Regions from separate parts of the Mus musculus genome. Here region 2 is linked to region 1. The links are chromatin loops, found by intact Hi-C in ENCODE. Cell type or tissue: left cerebral cortex. All regions are shown on one strand.

Region 1 (8,000 bases):
TTTTTATTGTCTGTCCCCTCTGCCGGGTCAGTGCCCTTTCTAATTAGATGGTGATAGAATACAGGACAGCATTTCAGAGTGTGCTGTGGAATGCTAATTAGGCTCCCAGCTGCAGTTCATCAATGCCGGTCAACCTGGGCACACATGGCTGGCCCTCGGTAGGGGTGCTGTAGCACCTATCAGCAGACTGGACTAGCTGGATCATTGTTTTCTACTCACAGACCTTCTCTGCTCCCTGAAATCCACAGCTGATTTGAGTCTTGCTGCTGAGACTATCAATTGTAGTTTGGGATGAACTGTTTGAGAGAGTAGTTACAGCTGCATTTGGCCCCCCTCAGGACTTGAAAGCTCAGAAGTGTAATAATTAGTCTATGTGGTATTCTCTGATTTGGGAACCACAGAAAGGCTGGCTACCAGCCCCAGGCTTTAGAGAGAAATACCCAATTTGAGCTAGTGAGCTGTGAGCTTGCCCTCTGTTTGCTGTCTGGGAGAGTAGGCCATCAGTTTCCTCCTTAGGATGCTTTAAGGGTGATGGTATAGGTTCTATGGAACAAAAATGTGCTACTGAGCTAGCATGGGGTATAGTAACAGCTTTAGGAAGCATATTCTTGGGGGCTGGAGTGGTTAAGAGTACTAACTGCTCTTCCAGAAGTTCTGAGTTCAATTTCCAGCAACCACATGGTGGCTCACAACCATCTGTAATGGGATCTGATGTATGTCTGAAGACAGTGACAGTGTGCATGACAGTATACATGAAATAAGTAATCATTCTTAAAAGAAGCAGCAGCAGCAGCAGCAGACTCTTTGACTTGACTCTTAAGTAGAGGAAAGTTAGACTCTAAAGTTATCAAGGCCCCCGAGCCCTAGAAGAGCAGAGTGCAAGTGCCACCTGATGCAACATGTTGATCTTGCAGCTAAATCTTTCATTTAGTATGTGACTCAGTTTCCTTATCTGTCAAGTGGAGCTAGTGATGTCTCTCTCCAGAGTACAGATTGCACCCAAAAATCTTTTAAGTCATAACCTGCTTTAAAAATAGGAAATCCTTTATTATTAGTGTGAAGGTTTCATAAAACGTACAAGGCTGGAAACTGGCAACAGCCTGGTCCTTTTTGTTTTGTTTTGTTTTTTTTCTTTTTCAAAAGGAGAATGGAAATGGAAATTGTATTTTAGTGGGAACTGACGAACAAGTTGCCGACCGACCTGTTCACTGAGGTCAAGAGGAAAATCTAAGAACTTTATTGCTTGTCTATTTTGCATGATTCTTTCGATTAAAATATGCTGGGGAGCTTCATATTTAGAAAGGGCAGCCTTGTAGAACTAGAGTTTGGATGAGGTTGAAGCACAAAGGAGTAGTTAAACATGATTTCATTATCTGAGGCTTTTGCTTTCTCCACTCAGTGTCCTGGAGTCACAGGAAACTATGCTGTCTTTAGTCTTGGTCCTCTTATTAATCTTGGCAACTGGCCCAATTAACAGTGCGATCCAGAAGGCTAGAGGTGGCAGGAGAGGCTTTGTGCTGTTTCCCTAGGGATGGGGTCTACGTTCCCTCCGCATGCGGCTGTACAAGACTGTGCAGAGCCACCGCGGCTTCCCACTGTGAAATTCTGTGTGAGAACTATCATTCTCTATGAGCAGAGGGAGAAGTGGTGGGATTGTGGATGAAATTGTGTGAAGGGGCTGTGGGGACTAGAAATGTCAGGGTGAACAGGTGGGAAAGCTGCTTTCTCTGGACCCTTGCTCTGGGGAGGAGGAATCTGTGTGGAAAACTGCCAGTCATGGGGTAGAGCTATGTGAGGGTTCCCAAACAGCAGAGCATTGCAAGGGCAGATTATATCGTGTGCAAGAATCCTCTTTTCTCTACATATGGTGACTGAGTTTGGATTTTTTTATTTCTATTTCTACCGGAATTTATTTGTACAGCTTTTAATTCTAAAGTTAGTTTAGGACAGAGGGCAGCAGACAACAAGAATGTTCTAAAGTAGAGACACAAGAAAGGTCCAAAGTGGAGAGAGGCTCCTGAAACTGGCCCTTCTTGGGTTTCTGGAGCACTGACTCAGGCCTGTTCTTTTATCCCTAGATGGAAAGGCAGCGGCTGGCTCGAGAGAAGCAGATGCGGGAGGAGGCCGAGCGTACAAGAGATGAGTTAGAGAGGAGGCTCCTGCAGATGAAAGAAGAAGCAACGATGGCCAATGAAGCTCTGGTGATTTGTGGTGTTTGGCCTTCTATGGATCATGAATTTATTTCAGTTTTTAAAACATCAGTGCCTTTTTTTTTTTTTTTTAAGAAATTTAGAATATGTTTATTTGTAGCCAAACTCCACTTTTGCAACTAAGTTACCTTTGCATCAGCGATGCTTAGCCTTCGTCCTGTCCTCTCAACTCTTGGGGAATAGTACCAACTGTAATCTGCCAGTAGTCCTCTGCTTGGAAGGATATAGAGTCCCCCTATCTCTACCTGCTAGCCGCCAGTAGTACCACTCCAACCTCAAAAATGTCCTAGGACTGGGATGTGGCTCAGCGGCAGGCTCTATGTTTTTATTTATTTTTATGTATTCAATTAGGGACTAGGATAAGTAGGAAGAGACAGGTTTCAGATATCCCAGACTTGACTTTGAATTCATTATATAGCCAAGGATAACCTTGAACTCTTGATATCCTCCCTGCTTCATTTTACAAGTGGTTGCATAAAAGGCATACCTGCCTGCCATACCCAGCCTACCTTGTATTTGATTCTCTAGCACTGCAAGAAAATACTCTCTAGACAGCTTCAAAGAGTGGGCAGTGGGCATTACACCTCTGCTTTTGGATTACTGACTTAAAGGGACAGAACAGAGTTTAAATTGAATATTCCCTCACAAGCATAACTTCAGCTAAAATACATTTTATACATAGGTGCTTTTTTTTCTTTTTCCCATGGTGGAGCCTGCAGAGCCCTGCTGAGTGTGTAGCATATCATCTGTTGTCAGACAGACTGGGAGTCTCTCAGTGGGAAAGCACAGTGAGGTTAAGACTGGCTCTTGGGGGCTGGAGAGAGGGCTCGGAGTTCAAGAGCTCTGACTGCTCTTCCATAGTACCCAAGATTCCCAGTACCCACTTGGCAGCTCACCACCTTCTGTAACTCCAGCCCCAGGAGATCTGATGGCCTCTTCTGGCTTCTAAAGTTACTGCATCTGCATGCACAGGTGCACAAACATTTATGCAGGCAAGGTACCTATATACATAAAAATAAAAGTTAAAAAAAAAAAACATGCTTAGGTTTTACATGGGTGCTGGGGATGCAAACCCTGGTTTTGTTGCCCTGTGCTGGGAGGCCAGATGTGGGAGACAGGAGTGTATACTGTGTGAGACTACTCTCCCCACATGGAGATAGGCACTGGGCCAGCACTAGCTGAAACACTTTCCTTCCCAGATGCGCTCTGAGGAGACAGCTGATCTGTTGGCTGAAAAGGCTCAGATCACAGAGGAGGAGGCCAAGCTTTTGGCACAAAAGGCTGCAGAGGCTGAGCAAGAGATGCAGCGAATCAAGGCCACGGCCATTCGGACAGAGGAGGAGAAGCGCCTGATGGAGCAGAAGGTGCTGGAGGCTGAAGTGCTGGCATTGAAGATGGCTGAGGAGTCAGAGAGGAGGTGAATAGTTGGTTGTCCTGGGCACTGGGACCTGGGAAAGGGTTATATGCCTGGTTTCAACCCTACCAGAGCTGGTGGTAGCATCTTCATCCTTCTCTATTGTGGGAACAGACTGTAAAACCTCTTCCTTGACAGGCTGGTGGGATTGGAGCTACTGGGGGCGGGGACATAGAATATAGTTTTCTTTGTCTTTCCCAGGGAATCTTTCTGTCATACCTCTACAACATACCCCTATCCTTCTAATAGTGAAGTTTGCATGAAAAACATTTAAGCCTATTCATTGACTGCTTTTAGCCAGAGAGGAAAAGAGGGTCTTTTGCATTTAAAAAAAAAGTATGTGATGGTGAGTTGGGGCCTGGAGAGATAGATGGCTCAGAGGTTAAGAACACTGGCTACTCTTCAAAGAACATGAGTTGGAATCCCAGCATTCACATGGTGACTTGCAACCATTTGTAATTCCAGTTCCAGGGGATGTAACCTCCTCTCTGACCTCCATGGGCATCAGGTATGCACATGGTACACAAACATACATGCAGGCAGAGCACCTATATACATAATAAAATAATTTTTTAAGGGGGACGTGAGGGCCTAATCAGCAAAGTACCTATTGCACAAGTATAAAAACCTGGCTCTGTATCCCCAGTATCCATGTAAAACCTAAGCATGGTGGCATGCATGTATCTGTAGCCTCAGTACAAGTGTTGGGAGGGAAAGCAAAGGTGGGGGGATCTGTGGACCTCACTAGCCAGCAAGTCTGGTTGAATTAATTAATGAGCACACATTTAGTGAGAGACCTCCACTAAGGTGGAGGCCAGTAGAGGATTACACCCCACACTGACTCTGCACTGGCTCACATAAATGCATGTCTCTCTCTCTCTGTCTCTGTCTCTCTGTCACACACACACACACACACACACACACACACACACACACACACACACACACACAGCTTGGTACTATTTACTTCAAAGGCAAGCTAAGTACCCATTTCCCTGCAGTTTTTCAGGTAGTTAGGGGAGCAGGGCACCTGTATTTCTGACCAAGTTGCCCTAGCTTGTAGCCAGGTTGAAGGATGAAACTTGGCTGTACTCTTTAGACTCTTCTAGGCTCTGAATTGTTCTAGTACTGCAGGCTTCCAATAAAACACTGGCATATTCCCCAATCATCTGGCTCTGTTGATTTAGAGCACTTGAATTTGGCTCTTAACCACTAAGATGCCTTCACTACAGTCTTTCTCACTTTTTGCATGTCATTCTGAGAATATGGTTCCTTGATGCCTGCCCTCTCCAGCTCCTTTCTGTGCATGGGTCACATTTCTAGGACTAGATTTGTGGACAAGCTTTGCACTCCTAACCCACAGAGCAGGGTTCTGCACCAAGACACAGATACCTTCAGTGATAGTACTTCTACTTGCCCAATGAAAGGGGTACTTGGCCTACAAGTGTTTGACTGGGGCATGGAGAGGCATTTTGTTTATGATCTGCCCTGTGTGGCCCTGTGTAAGACTCAGGATGCCCTTAGTCAAGCCGACCTCTGGGTCCTGCCCACTCTTCCTCCTCTCCACTTGTTTTATTGTTGTTGTTGTTGTTTGTTTTGAGACAGGGTGTTACTATGTAGCCCTGGCTGTCCTGGAACTCAGTATGCAGACCAGGCTGGCCTCAAACTCAGAGATCTTTCTGCCTCTGCCTTCTAGTGCTGGGATCCAAGGCATTGGATACCGCACTTGTTACTTTTGTTATTTTGAGATTGCATCTGCCTGTGCTGCCCAGGCTGACCTCTGACTCCTTGGCTTAAGTGATTCCCCTGCCTCAGCCTTTGAGGCAGCTGGCACCACAGGCACAAACTATTGAATGGTGCTGACGTGCAGAAGTGCCACTTTGGTTGTTTCCCACCAGCAATCCCATATTCCAATCTAGCTTTTCCATTGAGTAGTCTCAGAAATACTGTACGTTCTTTAGAAGTTCTGGCTTCCTGTAAATGTCCCTGTCACAGTGTCCTTGCTTGCCTTTTTCAGTGCCATGTACAGGGTTAATCTAGGTCCTTGCTCTGCAGGTAAGTGTCTACTCCTCTCCCTGTCCCCTTCTGTGGAGCTGACATCTTTTTCATTCTTTGCAGGGCCAAGGAGGCTGATCAGTTAAAGCAAGACTTGCAAGAAGCCAGAGAAGCAGAGCGAAGAGCCAAGCAGAAGCTCTTAGAAATCGCCACCAAGCCCACCTATCCAGTGAGCCTGGCCTCAGTCTGGCAGCTTTTGGCTGCTTTGGTCTGGCAACTTTCTGGGAAAAGCCTCCAAATCCTTTAGTTTACCTCACAGTGCCTTTGGAGTGAAAAGCAAATTCAGGGCCCAGATAGGATCCTCCATTTAGCTTTAGGATGACTACTCAGTTACCTCTCTTGTTACTTAGATAACCCTTTCCAGCTCTAGAGTGTTTACGACTATGCTATAGTCACTACCCTCAGGGGAATTTGCTGTCTAGCTCCCTGCTGTCAGCTAAACATAATCTTCAATTGTCGGTATATATTATATGCTACAGTGTAGCTCTTTGAAGGGACTGCCTGTACAACTCAGAGTGAATTACTGCTATGCCAGAACCAGCTGTCAACCTCGGTTTTGGGACAGGGGGCTGACTTGTACTAAGTGGGATCATAAGTAGACATTGTTCCCCTTCCTTCCCATGCTGCAAACTTGTTCTCTAGCCATATAATATCACCAATTGGAAATCCTGACAGATATGCCCAGATCACAGCCCAGCCTTGGAGGCAGGAAAGGCTTGGCATGACTGACTTCTGCAGAAGAGCAGCGTTCCCTGCCGGGCAGGGAAGAGAGGCTAGAACACTCTGGGCAAAGACAGAGTGTATTCACAGCACAGACACATAACCCATTCACACATAGGCTGCACACACCCTGAGTAGTTGTGTACATGACGAGCACACTGTACACTTGTACACTTGGAACACTCACATGTGGCACAGGTGCATTCAGGACACAGAGGCATAAGAGCCCAGGGTTTGAATTGGGGGAATGTGAGTGGTTTGCTATTGCCATGTGTCCTTGTTATTTATTCCTGGGCAACAGATAACCCCAAACACCATTATTTGTCTCTTGGGCATAGTGTATTAAAGGCACATGTCTTCTCTCAAGATCAGATGGTCACAGTCAGGTGACAGCTGGGACTGTGGCAGTCTGAGCACTCACCTGGACTATATACCTGAATTACCTGTGTCTAAAACAAACAGCCATTAGAGCAGACTTTCAAAGTGCTCTTCTTTTTGCACTTTCCCTTAGCACTGTCTCTCCAGAGGAGCACACTCTAGTTCCTTAATCATATCATGTCAATGGGTGGGTTGTGACTCAGCCAGCCAGGCCCTATAGGTGAGGACTTAGTGTATTTCCTATAGCAGTTTTGAACACAACTGCACTGAACAACAAATTTTTGCACACAGACGTGACAGTTTTCCTAGACCTGTAAGGTCAGATACTCAGTTGTGCCACCTGCCAAAGAGGGTGTGTCAGTTTCTGCTCTCACTAAAAGGGTAACGGCTAGTGTTCTTCCTTTCTGAGAATTTTTCTGCGCTTTTTGGTTTTTTTTTTTGTTTTTTTTTTTTGGTTTTTGAAACAAGGTTTCTCTGTGTAGCCCTGGCTGTCCTGGAACTCACTCTGTAGACCAGGCTAGCCTCGAACTCAGAAATCCGCCTGCCTCTGCCTCCCAAGTGCTGGGATTAAAGGTGTGTGCCACCACTGCCCAGCTCTGAGAATATTTCTGAAGTATAAGGTAAATAGACCTGCCTAGATTATAACTGTCCAGCTTGATGAAGTGTCAACAGAGCAGACTCTCTCATTTACCCAGAATTCAGCCCTGAAAACAGTGTATGTAGGACCTAGATATCCTGCTCAGGGGCACACTTGACAGACTCCATACATCCTACCTTAGACCTCACTGCCATAAATAAAGGCTGAGAGGTTCTGTTCCTTTCCAAACATTGTCCCAGACTCAGTAAAAGATCCTAGGAGGAAAAAAGACATACCCATGAGGAATCTCTGCAGTGTGGAGCTGAGGAAAGGGCGGGGCAGCAGTATGCACATCATGACAGAGAACTGCAAAGGGAATGAGCAGCTGTTTTGTCAGGGTAGAAGGTGAGAGGGCTCGAAGGGCTTTGCTGAGAGACTGGAAGAATTGAGAACTTTGAAAGGGGAATGGAGACCTTGCTGGGCTGCTATGACCCATACCTGCAGTGCTAGCACTCAGAAAGCTACCACAGAAGGCTCACCAGTTTGAGACCAGCTCTGGCCATGTGGCACATCCCTAATGTCACAGAAAATGACAGGGAAGGAGGAAGAGAGAGAAGGAGTGGCAGGGAGGGAAAGAAAGGACACA
Region 2 (8,000 bases), 290 kb after region 1:
GCTTTTAATCCCAGCACTTGGGAGGCAGAGGCAGGCAGAGTTCTGAGTTCGAGGCCAGCCTGGTCGACAGTGAGTTCCAGGACAGCCAGGGCTATACAGAGAACCCTGTCTCGAAAAACAAAACAAAACAAAACAAAAAAAGAGTTTGAATGGGTGTTAGGAAGTTTGCGTAGCTTATTCTCAATCGCAACCATCCTTCTGGCTCAGTGGCTTTTAAATTTCTGGTTCTTTATCTTCTGGAAATGGGGAGGAAAGAACGAGGTGTAGTGTTGAGTAATCAGAACCCTTATGTCTCAAGTCTCCTTGTGATGCATAGAGGAGGGCAGGGTGATGGAGGTGATGGCATCTTAGTTAAGGTTTCTATTGCTGAAATAAAACCCATTACCAATAAGCAACTTCAAGAAGAAAAGGTTTATTTTGCTTATATTTCCACATCATAGTCATCAAAGGAAGTCAGCACATGAACTCCGGGTAGGAACCTCAGGGCAAGGACAGAAGCTATCGATAAGTACTGCGTACTGGTTTACTCTCCATGGCTTGCTCAACTGATTTCTATACCATCCAGGATCACCTGTCCAGTGGGCTGGACCCTCCCACACCATTCATCAGTCAAGAAAATGCCTATAAGCCAGTCCAATGAAAGAATTTTCTTAGCTTTTCTTCTCACATGTCCCCTAGCTCTTGTCAAGGTGACATAAAAACTAGCCAGCACAGATAGTTTTTGAGTTTTAGGACTAAATTTCATACTGCTTTCAGTGTTCAAAAGGAAGATTACCTAGTGATAGTGTCCTGTGAATAAAATAAATCTGACTAGAATGCAAAAACACCTTTTGTTTTAAAATGAGCAAGCAAGGGAGTGAAAGTGCGAGGAAGAGAGAACAGGAAATAGTTTCTTCTGACGTGTATTTTATAGAAATCATGGTTAATAGCTTGCTCACATTACTAATTTGGCTCATTGGGATTATTGGTGTGTATGGCATCTGTATAACTCCTGGCTGTACTTGTTACTGAAAATTAGGACATCCCTGGACCTGGAGAGATGGCTGAGTGGTTAAGAGCACCATCTGCTCTTCCAGAGGTCCTGAGTTCAATTCCCAGCAACCACATGGTGGCTCATAACCATCAATAATGAGTTCTGATGCCCTCTTCTGGTGTGTCTGAAGACAGCTACAGTGTACTCACATATATAAAATAAATACATCTTTTTTAAAAAAAAAGAATTAGGACACTGGTTCAAGTTAGGTGAGAAGTTAATCTGAAGAGGCGATCTGACTTCGTCCTTTTCGTGCTTCATTTTGACAAAGAGCCTGGAAGACTGAAGCTAAGAGAGGGGACATAGATATTTCTTTCTGTACTTATACACACGCACACAATTTACAACAGAGAATTTTTATGGAGAAGGAGACTGTCCCTCAACTCTCGTTTTTTTCATTGTTAGATTATCAGATTCCAAAAGGCAGCACCAGATTGAACCATCAAAGATAATTTGTATAATATAAGCAAACATTATGGCTGCCTATTCTGGTAAGGAGACCAAAACAACCTCAAATAATGCCCCCTTGATTTCTCGTCTGCCATTTTTTTTTCTCCTGTGCTAGCGAATGAATATTGGACCTTGAACATGCTAGGCAAGCACCTCACTGCCTTTTTAACTGGCTTTGTAATGGCATGAATAGTGTTCCTGTGCCAGCTCATGTCCTATCCCTCTGCCCCTCTCTCACTCCTCCATCTTCTCCCCTTTTCTTTCCTTCTTACCACCGTTCTCTTGTTTCCAACAGATTATGTGGTAGTTATCCACAAGAGCTCATAGTGCCTGCTTGGATCACTGACAAAGAGCTGGAAAGCGTGGCAGGCTTCAGATCCTGGAAGCGCATCCCTGCTGTCATCTACAGGTATGTAAGCAGACCAGCTCCAGGTACTTCTCCCTACTGCTCACTGTCCTGACAGCTGCTGACCTGGCAGCGACAGTCCCTGGCAAGTGCATGCTTCCTTGTTGCTAAAGCTGTGTCTACAGAAAGAAAAACACCAGCACTCACTGTGTCCAGAGCAGAAGCAGCTGGCAATGCAGGGGAACCCTGATGAGAATATTTCAATAGAGCAGTGCTGGGCCACCTGTTGCAATGCACAGCTTTAATCCTAGCACTCAGGAGATAGAGACGGGTGGATAACTGCGACTTTAAGATTAGCCTGGTCTATGTAAGAACTTCTAGGATAGGCAGGGCTACTATACAGGGAGACCCTATCTTTAAAAAAAATAAAAATAACATTTTTTTCTTATATTCATTGTATTTAGCTTCAGATGATTAACAGGACTTTTGTGTTGAAAGATTGGTGAGATTTAGAATAGAGCTCAATGAACTCTAATGGTGTTTGTGATTGTCACTTTAACATGTGACATGTGGAAGGAAGGACTCTTGTTTTGAGATGAATTAGAATCACTTGTGGCTAGACAGAAAGTTTCAGAGACACAAGACATGAGAGCTATAGAGTAATATCTTGTGGGGAGACATGAACAGCCCTCTATAAATCCCAGATAGGACACTGACTACAGACCTAAGAAATGGTTCCACCTGAGGCTGTCTTGCTGACCTCGGGGAGCTTCTAAGGTCACTTCTAGGAGTGTGTGTGGGTAAAGGATGAGCTGGAGGGCTATAGAAGATTCAGAAGTAGCTGTATCACTGGAAGACTCCCCAGAGTGGTAACTCGTGACAGCCACATTATTGGCTTTAGCTAGACACTACAGACATGTCTACCAAAGTTTTCTTCCCCAGCAAGTGTTTGCTGCTGTTACAACCCTTGGAGAGCTGCATATGTCATGAGCTTCTTACAAGCCTTCCTCTGCCTGCATAGGGGTTTTTACTATGAGGGAATGGTATCTATATAAGGGCTAAGGGTGCACATTTTAAAAAGGGGTTGGTGATACACAGATGTGCTATAGTATGTAAACGAGGTCCTCTTAACACTTTAATGCCTTTAAGTGACATTTGAAATAGAGTACATACTTAAGCACTAGCTTTATAAGTTAGTGACCAATTTGCTGTTACACAGTCATGTTAAATTTTTAGGAAGTCGTATTATGTCTTGTAATGTTAACATTCTCCATTTTACTTTGTGGTTTGTAGACCTTTTAGACTGACCAAAGTGAGCCAAACAATGGCTTAGTTAAAAAGTACCACACCAGGACCTATTGCACTCCAATATTGAGGCTTTAGGAAGGTATATTTCTTGTGACAGTCTTGGGAAGGTAACCAGCTTGTTCATTTAGCCTATCGAAGGCAAGTTCTGATGCCACCCTGAATACTGAACGTGAAGGACACTGCCTGTGGCTCAGTAGGACCCATTAAGCCTTCAGTGTCCATTTTCATCAGTTTTGTTTTCAGACACCAAAGTAGGTCACCAAATTTACCTGTCACTCAGGCACTGAGAATGACATGGAATTAGAGAACAGGAAGCTAAAGGGATTGGGAGGCTGGGAAAGCAGCTGGCTGCTGGATGGACCAACAGCTGTGGTAGATCGACTGCCTGGCATTTATGAGACTTGTGACTTGGAGCAGAAGGGGGAAGTACTCTTTCTGAGTAAAAGGCTTTCAGTAAAAGCCATTTTTCTTCCTTTAGGCAGAAAGCTTAAGTATGCTAGCTAAGAAGAGCTCCTTAGAATACGTTTTTGTTTTTTAATTAGCTTTTTTTTCTTTCTTTTCTGTAATTCAATTCTGGAAGGTGTGAGTTCTAGGGTTGCTCATTCTAGATACCTAGACTATGTGGATAAGTAGAAATTGTCACCATCAATCCTTGAGAGAAAACCTGCCAAGATTGTGGTTGAAAGTTCTTGGTATAGTTCTGTAAATCAAGCAGGCTTCCTGGAGCTGCTCTCTATTGAAGGGCATGTGTCTTATGTCTCTTATCTCAGAATTGGATCCCTGTGTTGTTTAGTTTTGTTGGGGGTGTCTTGAAGAATGTTCAGGACACTCCACCACTTTTCAGTGCCAGCAGAGATGATGTCTTATTCAGTATGATCAAGGCAACTCTTACAAGAAAGCATTTAACGGGGCTACAGTTTCAGAAGTTTAGTTCCTTAGCAGCATGACAGTAAGCATGGCTGCACTCAGGGCTCTAGAACAGTCCCCGTGAGCTACTTTTTGATTTGCAGGCCAAGAGACAAGAGAGAGGGACAAGGTTTGGCATGGGTTTTTTTTTTTTTAAACTTTAAAGCCAATCCCCAATGATGCACTTCCTCCAACAAGTCACACCTGTTCCAACAAGGCCACAGCTTCTAATCCTTCTCAGATAGTGGCACTCCTTATGGCTAAGCATTTAAGTATATGTACCTGTGGGGGCCATTCTCATTCAAACCACCACAAATAGCAAAATGCCCCTAAATCCAGCATTTCCCAGATTTAGTTATGTGTGGACTGCAGCAAAGTCATTCGCAGCAGTTACTTTGCAATACTGGCCTGAACCAGTACCTGATTAGAGCTACAGAGTTGCTCTAACACAGCAAGATCTTGAGAGACTTCCATCTGTTGTGCAGCTTACAGCATCTCTGTGTGCATGGTGATCCTTATCAGATAGAGAGCTTGCCTGACCATTGGATTAGAGGCAGTTAAAACCATTGCATCTTCATGTACAATGGAAGCATTCCATGTTTAGTAAGTTTTTTTTTTTTTACTAGACCTTTTACCTTTTTGTATTTTAGCAAGTTCTGTTTGTTAAGATGGTAAAATGTCTGTTTTATCTAATTTTCTTTTTTCTTTTAAATTTTAAAGTGATTGTAACTTTTGTCATTGAGTGGGCTTTCATGCAATACAAAGCTTTTTAGGAGATCAATTACTGCTACTTGTAGTGACCCAGTTGGCCCTGAAAACCCAAGACCAGAGTGCCATCTGCTGTTCTGCCTCTGTGCTAGGAAGCCTTGCAGAGACAGAGGCCTCTCAGGAAAGGTCCCTTCACCCTTTTCTGGGAAGTTTGCAGTCATTTCAGATCTGTGGTTTTCAGCCTGATAGGGAGACGCAGCAAAAACCATGGAATTTCACATCATTTGTTTGATTTGAGTGTGAGCCCATGCGGTGTTGGTAATGATGTGTTCTGCGAGCTGTTCGCAACTCAAGGTGAGGTGGGATTGAAAACCTCTAAGCAGACTACTCTAGTGGGATTTGCTACCACCACATTTAATCTAGTGCTTGTGAATTTAAGGATTATATTTTCTCACATTATTTCCTAAAAAAGGAAAAAGGAATGGAATACTGTGTTCTGTGTAAACCCATCTCTACTATCTGTGTGCAGGTTTGCATGTGCAAATTCAAGAGCATTTTAAAGAATATGAGCATTTTCTTCAGTATATAGAATTGGTAGAATATTGCTTACCAGATTTTGTAAAGTATTTCTTGGGGCTGAAGAGTTGGCTAAGTGGTGAGGAGCACATGCTGGTCTTCCAGGGCAATGGAGTTTGGTCACCGGCACCCCTCCCCCACTGGACTTCACAGCTGCCTTCAGTTGTAGCCACACACACACACACACACACACACACACACACACACAGAGCAAAAATATTTTTTAATTAAAAGATTTATAAAATTTTATTTGTTTAGTGTGTGTGTGTGTGTGTGTGTGTGTACAAGCACACATGCCACAGCACATGTGATCCAGCTTTGTTGAGTCAGTGCCTCCTTCTCCGTTTACATGAGTTCAGGCATGGAGTGGGTCCAGTGCTTTAACCACTGAGCTCTCCATTTTTATAGCACTTCAACCTTAAGGAAGCTTTAGGTATGCTAATACAATCTAGCAATCTTTACTACATTACATTTAGAGTTGTGCTAACCCACCTCTACAAACAGTGTTACTGTATTTTCATTGAACAGAATGAAACCTCACACTCATTGGCAGTCATTCCTTACTTCCCCAACTGCTCTATCCCAAGCTAGAGCCAGGAATGCACTGTTTCTCTAGATTTGCCTATTCTGACTAGGTAATACATCTTAACAACTCATGTCCTTTGTGATGGGCTCACTTCACTCTATGTGACACTTTCCAATTTATCTATGGCATAGCATGGGTCTAAACTTTGTTTTTTTACAACTAAATATTACATTTTTCCAACTTTTTAATTGACATGCTGGAAAACATGAAAATTTAGTAGCATCTCAGAGTGGACTCTGAGAATCATTTCTGGCTTTGGAAAAGAATCTGTCAGAGTATAGTTTGCTGGGTTGTGATTTCTTCCCTCTGAGATGCTTGAGCAAGCATGACTGGGCATCGAGCACTGTGTCCATAGTAAGACTAACTTGTGACACGTGACATCTCTGGAGAGCTGTAAAAGGATTTCACTGTAGGCCAAGAGAATGTTGTATTTGCAGAGATGGGATGTGTTTGGAAAGAATCATCAAGCCAGCAGTAGTGAATATATGGATACTGCAGTAAACCTTCAGAAGTGAGGCAGAACAGTTTGTTTTGTACCTTAGCAGCTTTATGTGTTGGATTCAGTATCAGAAATGGGTGTTTGTGCTTAATTATTACATAGTAGAACTGGTATAATATTTATAGATTTTTTTTTTTAAAATCTTATTTCCCAAAAATAAAGATTCAGAATATCTAAACTGTGAGTGCTAGTTCATTTTCTCTAAGAATATTCTCTTACCGTTTGTTGGTAACTTTACAGAGAGCACTATCATGAGATGATGATTGAGAAAGCATCAGGCTATTTACAATCAATTTCCATCCTTTTATGAGTGCAGAGCATCAGATGGGGCCTTGAAACAGTACACTCAGGAGGGGAGGGGATGAGGGGCTTCCAGATGGGAAACTGGGGAAGGACACTCACTGTTGTCTCCCCACAGGCACCAGAGCAATGGAGCTGTCATTGCCCGCTGCGGACAACCGGAGGTTAGCTGGTGGGGCTGGCGAAATGCTGATGATGAACATCTGGTGCAGTCAGTGGCCAGAGCCTGTGCTTCTGACTCTCAGTCAAGTATCAGCAAGGTTTCCACTCGGAACAGTTGTCGGGACTTTCCCAACGCAGGGGATCTTTCAGATGTGGAGTTCGGTAAGGTGCTCACTAGGCCCATGCAGCAGTTTTTTAAAGCATCCGAAAAGCTTATCTTAAAGTGCCTTTTCCTTAAATGATACAATGTTAAATCAGAGTTTTTGAATCTCTGTCCTGGAACTCACTATTTAGACCAGGCTAGCCTTGACATCACAGAGAACCGCCTGCCTCTACTTCCTGATTGTTGGGGCATACATCATCACACCTGGCTGTATAAAGTTACTTTTCTTTTTTGAATATGTATGTATGTATGTATGTATGTATGTATTTGTTTGTTTAATGTATGTGAGTACACTGTAGCTGACTTCAGACACATCAGGGGAGTGCAGTCAGTGCTTTTAACTACTGAACCATCTCTCCAGCCCTAAAGTTACTTTTATAAGAGAGAATTCAGTGAGTTTGTTTGAGGAGGGACAGGTCTTGACAAAGCACTGGAAAATCTTTTGTTTCAAGGCAAATGTTGTCTTCCTTGCCATTGTGACAAGAATGAAGTAATTGGATGAGGATGTGGGTTGTCTCCAGTCTGTGGAGAAAAATACCTGCTTTTATGAAAGGACTACAGGGGTAGAAATGAGGGTAAGACATTAGGTGAAGTGGGAGTTTCATCTAATGTGCTTTGGGAATTGGTTTTGGAAAATAAATCCTTATCAATTTCAAGAGGCAGAGGGTACACTGAAGGCAAGAACCAGGTCTGGCTAGGCGGCTCCATTGATTGGAGTTCATTTTGTTCTGTTTTTACTGTAATATGTGCCTCTGGTACTAGATAGTCACAGTTCTAGGAGAGCTGGGTCTGCTTAGTTTTTATCCCCTTCTTGATGCCTGCAGATTCCTCTCTGTCAAATACTTCAGGAGCAGAAAGTTTAGCTCTCCAGCCCCAGAAGCTTTTGATCTTGGATGCACGCTCCTATGCAGCAGCTGTGGCAAATCGAGCCAAAGGAGGAGGCTGTGAGTGCCCAGGTGGGTG

Evidence for each region. Hi-C counts contacts between places; a loop is a spot of excess contacts. Peaks named below come from ENCODE experiments on the same cell type or tissue, not always from the same donor. Only the 100,000 strongest peaks of a DNase experiment are listed, where the experiment ranks them.
Region 2: it touches region 1 in a loop (2.1-fold over the local background); 2 of 42 quality-filtered maps call a loop at or near these places.

What each region holds. Positions count from the first base shown.
Region 1 is chr11:4,785,292-4,793,291 of GRCm38, reverse strand. Nf2 (neurofibromin 2) reads left to right here. Exons shown (of 17, transcript NM_001252250.1): 11 at 2,079-2,201; 12 at 3,410-3,627; 13 at 5,743-5,848. Among named protein-coding and RNA genes, the nearest start is that of Cabp7, 42 kb to the right of the region's middle. In left cerebral cortex, no CTCF peak of the experiment used is centred here; a DNase peak (open chromatin) is centred at 3,429.
Region 2 is chr11:4,497,924-4,505,923 of GRCm38, reverse strand. Mtmr3 (myotubularin related protein 3) reads left to right here. Exons shown (of 19, transcript NM_001373897.1): 8 at 1,779-1,892; 9 at 6,831-7,036; 10 at 7,862-7,993. Among named protein-coding and RNA genes, the nearest start is that of Hormad2, 61 kb to the right of the region's middle. In left cerebral cortex, a CTCF peak has its summit at 4,895 (motif pointing left); a DNase peak (open chromatin) is centred at 3,475; H3K27ac peaks cover 35 bases.